Regions from separate parts of the Homo sapiens genome. Here region 1 is linked to region 2. The links are chromatin contacts, found by Hi-C or POLR2A ChIA-PET in ENCODE. All regions are on one chromosome and are shown on one strand. The core of a region is the stretch at or near the end of the contact, and the rest is flanking DNA. Distances in the headings are between cores, read along the strand shown. Region 1 overlaps LOC105370706. Region 2 has its middle 150 kb from the start of SIPA1L1.

Evidence for each region. A loop is a pair of places that touch in the nucleus more often than their neighbours do. ChIA-PET counts read pairs that join two places held with the same protein, here RNA polymerase II (POLR2A). Pooled maps may share reads with other maps.
Region 1: a map of Caco-2 shows a loop between it and region 2 (2.2-fold over the local background). The contact joins two enhancer-like sites. A Hi-C loop is called at or near these places in 3 of 168 maps with a recorded cell type or tissue (Caco-2, PC-3 and endothelial cell of hepatic sinusoid), 1 of 37 single-sample maps with no recorded cell type and 2 of 50 pooled maps. POLR2A ChIA-PET finds 5 or more read pairs at or near these places in 3 of 52 experiments (A673, PC-3 and activated CD8-positive, alpha-beta memory T cell).

The regions. Positions count from the first base shown.
Region 1 is chr14:71,220,465-71,224,301 of GRCh38, forward strand. All of the region lies in intron 1 of LOC105370706, which reads right to left. Among named protein-coding and RNA genes, the nearest start is that of SIPA1L1, 98 kb to the right of the region's middle. Within about 2 kb of position 1,452, at least 3 of the 41 ENCODE cell types and tissues checked have a DNase peak (open chromatin) inside an H3K27ac peak, as active enhancers do.
Region 2 is chr14:71,163,986-71,167,880 of GRCh38, forward strand. No RefSeq gene overlaps it. Among named protein-coding and RNA genes, the nearest start is that of SIPA1L1, 150 kb to the right of the region's middle. Within about 2 kb of position 1,451, at least 5 of the 41 ENCODE cell types and tissues checked have a DNase peak (open chromatin) inside an H3K27ac peak, as active enhancers do.

The DNA.
Region 1 (3,837 bases), core at 202-2,701, 56 kb after region 2:
TGACTGAGCTTGATCTCCTAGGATATTTCTCTGTGCTGAGAGCCTAACCAGGAAAAACGTTAAACAGATCACTTAGCTGATGGCAAATATATGTGACCAATTCTCAGCCTCAGCCACAGAAGGGACTTGATGGGTGGGACCTTGGCACCACCCCTTCCCCCACTGCCCCCACTGCCTTGGTCTAAATCTGCATCTCGTAGAATTCTTTGCACAACAGCAGACCTATTGTGAGGACTTTCCTTCTCCCTAACCCCATCCCCCTATCAAGTAAGATGTTTACTTCCAGTACTAGAAGGGGGCGGGCATGCAGGCAGAAATAGAAGGAATTCTAACCATAGCTAACCAAAGTCAGATTTCCAGGCCACTCCACTCACCGGGGTCTGCTTTAACCTCTGGGAACAAAGTAAACAAAAAGCTGGATTGTTGCATCCTGCTCTGAAGGTTAAAGTTTTGATTCAAGGTTAAAGTTTTGATATCTTCTGTGCCTCACAGCCTTTTGTTTCACTCTGATGCTATTATTTACTCATCCTTTTGCACAGGAGGTCACTTTGCATAGACGAGAAGAACTTGAGGCTGAGCCTCTACCTATGGTCTGTTGGAACCTAAGGAAGCCAGTTCATTTCTCCCAATCTCAATGCCCTCATCTGTAAAAGTAGGGAAATTATACTGGGCTTGCTGGGTTGGTTTGTGTGTGTATGTGTGAACTATAAATACTTGAAAACGACTACCCCTTTCAGAAAGGGTTACTATTGCTATTACTGTTATCTGTGCCTTTATGTATGTATAACTGATCTGTCTCCTCTACTAGGCTATGCATTTGAGAGCAAGAATTGTGTCTGTATTGCTAACAGCAATTCCAGCGCCTAACAAAGAGGAGGTGCTGTGGAGGCCAAAGCAACTCCAACTTGGATGCTAATCCATCACTTTAACTTCTGATTAACCCTTGTTCTAGGAAGTCCTCTAAGATTTCCAGTTTATTTGATGTTTCTTGTGTGAGAGTAGGTACCTACTGTAAATCCTGCCCTGAGGTCAAAACAACCTTGATGTTATAGGACTTCAATTGTTCTACACAAACATTCTGAATCACATATACCCTTTCCCAGTATTATATAAGCCCTGGTCATGAGAATAAATGGTGCAGGATCCACCATCTTGCCTCACTGCTGCCTGAGACACAGACATGGCTTCTGTTTGTAAGTCCCTATTAAGTGTATATTTCTGAGGAACTGGATATGTCAGCCTTTTTCTTCAGCCTCTCAGCTTCCTTGGATTTTTGGGGGTAGGTTTGCTGAGGCCTGGCCCCCATGGAACAGGTGCTCCATCAAGGAGTAAGTGCTGAGCATTTAGATTCAGGTGAGGGGCAGCAGCCACCAGGAAAGAAGAGTCTATGCATAATTACCTGCCCTACTTCCTGAGTCAGGGGTTCTCAAATTCTTTGTGTTCAGGACACATTTGAAGAGCCGGCACATTCAGACAACAGTGACTCAGCAATCATTGCAACTTAATCCCTACTACTGAAGAACAACATCTCATAATGTCTACAAAAGCAACCACTATGACCCCACCATTTACTGGGATGCGCTTCAGCACTACAGTTAGAAGGTGGAACGCTGACTGCCCGAATGTCCTTCCTCTAATATACACAAGAAGATTTCTCACCTGTCTAGTTAACCACTATATTTCTTGGTCCCTGGCTTGACAACATACCTCTTACCTCCTCACAGCACTACATAGTGTGTTGGCATGCAGTCATGTTTCAGGCAGGCACTTCAAATTTGCCCTTGGAATTCCAGGATTTTGCTTTTGCAGTTTCTAATTGTCAACAATCCTGAAGGCCCTTGACATGTGGTCATTTGTAATTTTGCTGAGATGTAATTTTTTTTTTTTTTTTGAGACAGAGTCTCGCTCTGTCGTCCAGGCTGGAGTGCAGTGGCATGATCTCAGCTCACTGCAATCTCCGCCTCCCGGGTTCAAGCAATTCTCCTGCCTCAGCCTCCTGAGTAGCTGAGATTACAGGCACATGCCACCACGCCCAGCTAATTTTTGTATTTTTAGTACAGATGAGGTTTCACCATGTTGGTAAGGCTGGTCTCGAACTCCTAACATCATGATCCACCCACCTTGGCCTCCCAAAGTGCTGGGATTACAAGCATGAGCCACTGTACCCGGCCTGAGATGTCAATTTTTAAAAATTAGTTTATAAGTAATACATAAGTATATGTATATTCCAAAATGTCTATACAATAAAAAAATATGGAAGAAAACCTGTGGAAGTTTTCCTTATTGGTACCAGTCACAGTAGGCCATGTTATACTACAGTAATAAATGTCTCCAAACCTCAGTAACTTTATTCATTTATTTATTTATTTGTCCTGTATTGCGCAGGCTGGTCTTAAACTTCTGGCCTTAATCAATCCTCCTACCTCAGCCTCCCAAAGTGCTGCGATTACAGGTGTGAGATTTTTTTCTTGTTCGCACTACATGTTTTTCTATTTTTATTTTTCTTTTTAAAAATTATTTATTTATTTATTTTGAGACAGCGTCTGGCTCTTTCGCCTAAGCTGGAGTGCAGTGGAGCGATCTTGGCTCACTGCAAACTCTGCCTCTTGGGTTCAAGCAATTCTCCTACCTCAGCATCCCGAGTAGCTGGGATTACAGGTGCACACCACCACGCCCAGCAAATTTTTGTATTTTAGTAGAGACAGGGTTTCACCATGTTGGCAGGGCTGATCTCAAACTCCTGACCTCAGGTGACCTGCCTACCTCTGCCTCCCAAAGTGCTGGGATTACAGGCATTAGCCACTGCACCCAGCCTTTATTAATTTTTTATTTTTTATTTGAGATGGAGTCTTGTTCTATTGCTCAGGCTGGAGTGCAGTGGCACAATCTCAGCTCACTGCAACCTCCGCCTCCCAGGTTCAAGCGATCCTCCCACCTCAGCCTCACAAGTAGCTGGGGTTACAGGCACGTGCCACCATACCTAGCTAATTTTTGTACTTTTAGTAGATACAGGGTTTCACCATGTTGGCCAGGCTGGTCTCAAACTCCTGACCTCAAGTGATCTGCCCACCTTGGCCTCCTACAGTGCTGGGATTACAGGCCTGAGCCACGGCGCCTGGCCATGCATGTTTTTCATGAGTCCACCACAGCTCTGCTTTTTACCATCTTGACTCCAGAACCAAAACTGATGGAAGAACCTAACCTCTATCTGAAATATCACCAATCTCGTGGCAGAAGGAAAAAGACAAGGCAAAGGGTGCCTTAACTTCTAAAACTTTGCACAAAAATGACCAACATCAGTTATTGGCCAAAGCAAGTAATATGGTCATTCCTGAGGTCAACAGTGTGGGAAAATAGACTCCTGCAGAGAGGGGCACTGCAGGGCAAGAAACTGGAATATTTGGTAACGGAGAATACCATCGTCCAGCACCTCCTCCAACAACTACTTCTCTCCCAGAAGCAACTGTTCTAGACAGTTCAGTGTGCATCCTTTCAGTCTCCTTTCCTATATATTTGCTGACATATCTCTACAGGCGTACACATAAATGTCGAATTTTGCACGTATTTTTCTGCAACTTGCTCTGTTCACTTAATATGCTTTGGAGACCTTTCATCTCAGTATGCATAAGTCTACCTGACTCTCTCTAACAATAGCATGGTGTTTCATACCATAATATATTTAAATTCTTGGTATACATTTTGGATCTTTTCAATATGTTTTGATATTACAAATAATGCTGCAATATGTATTCATAAAGATGCACATATCTTTGTGAATATATGTATTTTGGAATGATAGGTTTCTAGAAATAAGTTGTTAAAGTATGTATGCATTGC
Region 2 (3,895 bases), core at 201-2,700:
CAAGGGAGTTTCTTCTCCCTACTGGCATGTGTCTCCCTATTCCTAAGCAGTTTTTCTCTGTATTGGGGCCTCCTTTTTACCCTGCCATGGCCCACGGGTATTTACACTTCACATTGCCCAGGGTAGTGGGCTCCCAAAGACAAGAACCTGGTCTTCATCACCTCTGTCTGTGTCCAAGGCACCTAGTGATGCTAAGCACATGTTCTCTGGCTCAGGCAATGGCAAAGTGAGCTCAGGGGTGGCTTTTTCTGCCTTCAGCAGCAAATTCTGTCTTGTTTGCTGTTGGCAGCACTTCAGGGCCCATCACCTGCAGGAGTCAGACCTCAAAGGTGCTGAGCAGGGGACATATGGCGCTTGTCCTCTCCCGACTAAGGGAGTCCTTGGTGAATGGCTGATCTCAGCTGGAGCATGTCCCTTTCTGCTTAATCAGCTGTTCCTTACATTCTCTGCTGGTGGGAGGCGGGGTGGGGGGTGAGAGGGGGGTGGTAAGTGAGGCAGCTGCTGCCTTTGCTATGGCTATGATTCTGACCTGCAGCCACTGCAGGATCTGGAGCCGGGACCTGATGTCGAGGCCTAGAGTCCCTCAGTGCACACCCAGAGAGCCCAGTGGGTCGCATGAGCTTCTGCTGGGAAAAGGCCTGGCCTTTCCTGTGCAGGTGGATGCTCCAGGAGAAGGAGCAGAAGCTTCATAGCGGCAGAGAAACTCTAGATGCAAGCTGCTCAACTTGTGGTCCACGAACCACCAGCAAGGACACCAACACATGAAGCTTATTAGACACACAGAATCCAGGGTGTCATCCCAACCTCCGGAATCAGAACCTGCATTTTAGGGAGAGCTTCTAAGTCATGCGTATGCACATTAAAGTGTTAGAATCACTGGTCAGTTAATAGCCAGGCTCATTTGTAAGTGTCCAGCCCTACTGCTGCAAACCAGTATATGAATTTGCAACAGCTACAATTAAGCACATCGTTAATTCAACCTGGAATGCTCTAAGGCAATATAGCTGAGAGTTGGATGGTGTTTGATTGTTTTATAGCAAGAGACCAGAAATGCTCAAATGCTGCCTTATTTTTCACACACACAAAGTGACAAGTACAGAGTAGGAATGAATATACCATTTTATTAATAGCTGAGCCAGAACCCAGTAACCTCTTTGCAGAATGGTGGTAAAAGCTGGGTGGGCGTCCACAAGCCATACAGCCTCATCCTACACCTGAATCTCAGTCTCAGGCTGCATGGAAAAAGGAACCTGAGGGCAGAGCTCCCTGCCAGGGCTTGCCCTTGGGCTGACTCTCAGTCACCCTCCCTCACAGGCACAGCGATAGTGGGGAGAGACAGGCAGGAATGTGGGACTGAGCATGCGATGATCCTGCTCACCAGTAAAGGGAGAAGATGAATGTCTGGAAACTCTGACCAATCTGATAAGCAATGCCTTCTCCCTCAGGGCCACCAGGAAGGCCCAGCCAGAGGCAGCCCCGGCACAGCTGCAACAGGGAGGGTGTGGCAGTAGAAATCGGCTTCATAGGTCTTTCATGGCCGCAGCCCCTGTGCTGGCTGAATGCTGAGTCCTCAGTGGACATCTTGTCCTTATCTACTCACGTGTCCCTAAACACTTGCTTTTGAGATACTTTCCTTTTTTTAAATTGCTTTATTGAGGGAAATGTACATACTATAAAATTCACCCATTTTAAGTGCACAGTTTAGTGACTGTATCTATGATTGCTGATACAGTTTATTGTCAGGGTTGTGCAACATCCCCACCACCTAATTTCAGAACATTCCCATTACTCCAGGAAGGAACCGCATGCCCACTTCCTGTCACTGCCCCCTGAACCCCAACTCCCGGCAACTACAGATCCACTTTCTGTGTCTCTAGGCTGGACTTTCCTGAGTGTCCAGACGCTTTGGCGTTCAGGAACTTTCCTTATCTCGATTTCCTTATCCCTCTCATCTGCCGGTGTTTTCTCCTGTCAGGGGAAGGAGTGATTTAGAAATGCCGGGAAGTAGCACAGTGCCTGGCACATGGTAGTCACGCAATACATACTTTAGACTGATAAAAACCCGGGCTGCCATTTTAAGAGTATTTGCGTCTTGTAAGGGTGGAAAGGGGTGATCTCAAATGAATGAGCCCTTTAATGGGAGTATTTCAGACCCCGTAGCTCTCACAAACCCACACCACTGGGAAGAGTTTCCCCTGCCATGGGTGAGACTGGCATGCTCCTTGACTCTGAGGATGTCATGTCTTTTAGAACAAGGTGCTCCCTGTCCACAAAGTCTTCAGATTCAGAACCATTTCACCCCCAATCCCTGACTCCTTGCTTATCAGCACCTGCCCTGCCCTTTGACTCCCGGGGTCAACAGAGTCTCTCTCGCACTCTACAGGTTCCCACTTCTCCAGGATTTTGAGTCTGAGTTCCTGCCCATTTTCCCCAGCCTGCCAGGCCCTCTGATGTGGAATTTTATTGTGCAGATTGCCTGGCAAATCTTCCAGCCCTTTTCCAGGAACCCTCCTTCTTTTGGGCAGCACTTACCTTCCTGCAACAGTTATTAAGTAACTGTCTTTCTGCTTCAAATTAACCTGCTCTATCCTGCTCTGGGAGGTGGAGGCTGGAACTTCATGAGCAAATTTCTGCTTTCCCAGCTGCAAAGCTTTTCCTGCTGAGGCTCTGCACATAGGGGGCATTAGAGAGACGCAGAAAGGCAAGAGAAGGTGAAGGAATTTGCTGCTGCTTAGGGTTTTCTGTCTACTTGTGTTCTGAATTTTATTTTAAGCTCTATTGAGGTATAATTTACATACTGTAAATTCACTCCTTCTAAGCTTCTTAGTGTACCATTTAATAATGTTAGTATACTGACAGAGCTGTGCAACCATAGCTACAATCAGATCTTACACTATTTTCATCACTCCCTAAAGTAACTCTGTGCCAGCCTCATCCCCACCCTAGGTGACCATTAATCTACTTTCTGTCTCTGCAGTTTTGATTTTTCTGGACACTTCATTTAAATGGAAGCATACACTTCACTTGGTGTCCTGTTGCATATGACTTCTTTTACTTAGTGTGATATTTGTGAGGTCTATCTGTGTACTAGTATCAGTATTCTGTTCCTTTTTTTTTTTTAGATAGGGTCTCACTCTCTCACCCAGGCTGGAGTGCAGTGGCACCATCTCGGCTCACCGCAAGCTCTGCCTCCCAGGCTCAAGTGATTCTCCTGGCTCAGCCTCCCAAGTAGCTGGGATCACAGGCGCGTACCACTACTGCTGGGTTAATTTTGCATTTTTAGTAGAGATGTGGTTTCACCATGTTAGCCAGGCTGGTCTCGAACTCCTGACCTCAAATGATCCACCCACATCGGCCTCCCAAAGTGCTGGTGAGAGGTGACAGCGTGCTGGCAGTCCTCACAGCCCTCGCTCGCTCTCGGCGTCTCCTCTGCCTGGAAGCCCACTCTGGCCGCGCTTGAGGAGCCCTCCAGCCCACTGCTGCACTGTGGGAGCCCCTTTCTAGGCTGGCGAAGGCCGGAGCCAGCTCCCTCAGCTTGCAGGGAGGTGTGGAGGGAGAGGCGCGGGCGGGAACCGGTGCTGCGGGCGGCGCTTGCAGGCCAGCGCGAGTTCCGGGTGGGCGTGGGCTTAGCGGGCCCCGCACTCGGAGCGGCCGGCGGGCCGCAAGCCCCGGGCAGTGAGGGGCTTAGCACCTGGGCCAGCAGCAGCTGTGCTCAATTTCTCGCCTGGCCTTAGCTGCCTCCCCGCAGGCCGGGCTCGGGACCTGCAGCCCGCCATGCCTGAGCCTCCCCACACTCCGTGGGCTCCTGTGCCGCCCGAGCCTCCCCAACGAGCGCCGCCCCCTGCTCCACGGCGCCCAGTCCCATCGACCACCCAAGGGCTGAGGAGTGCGGGCG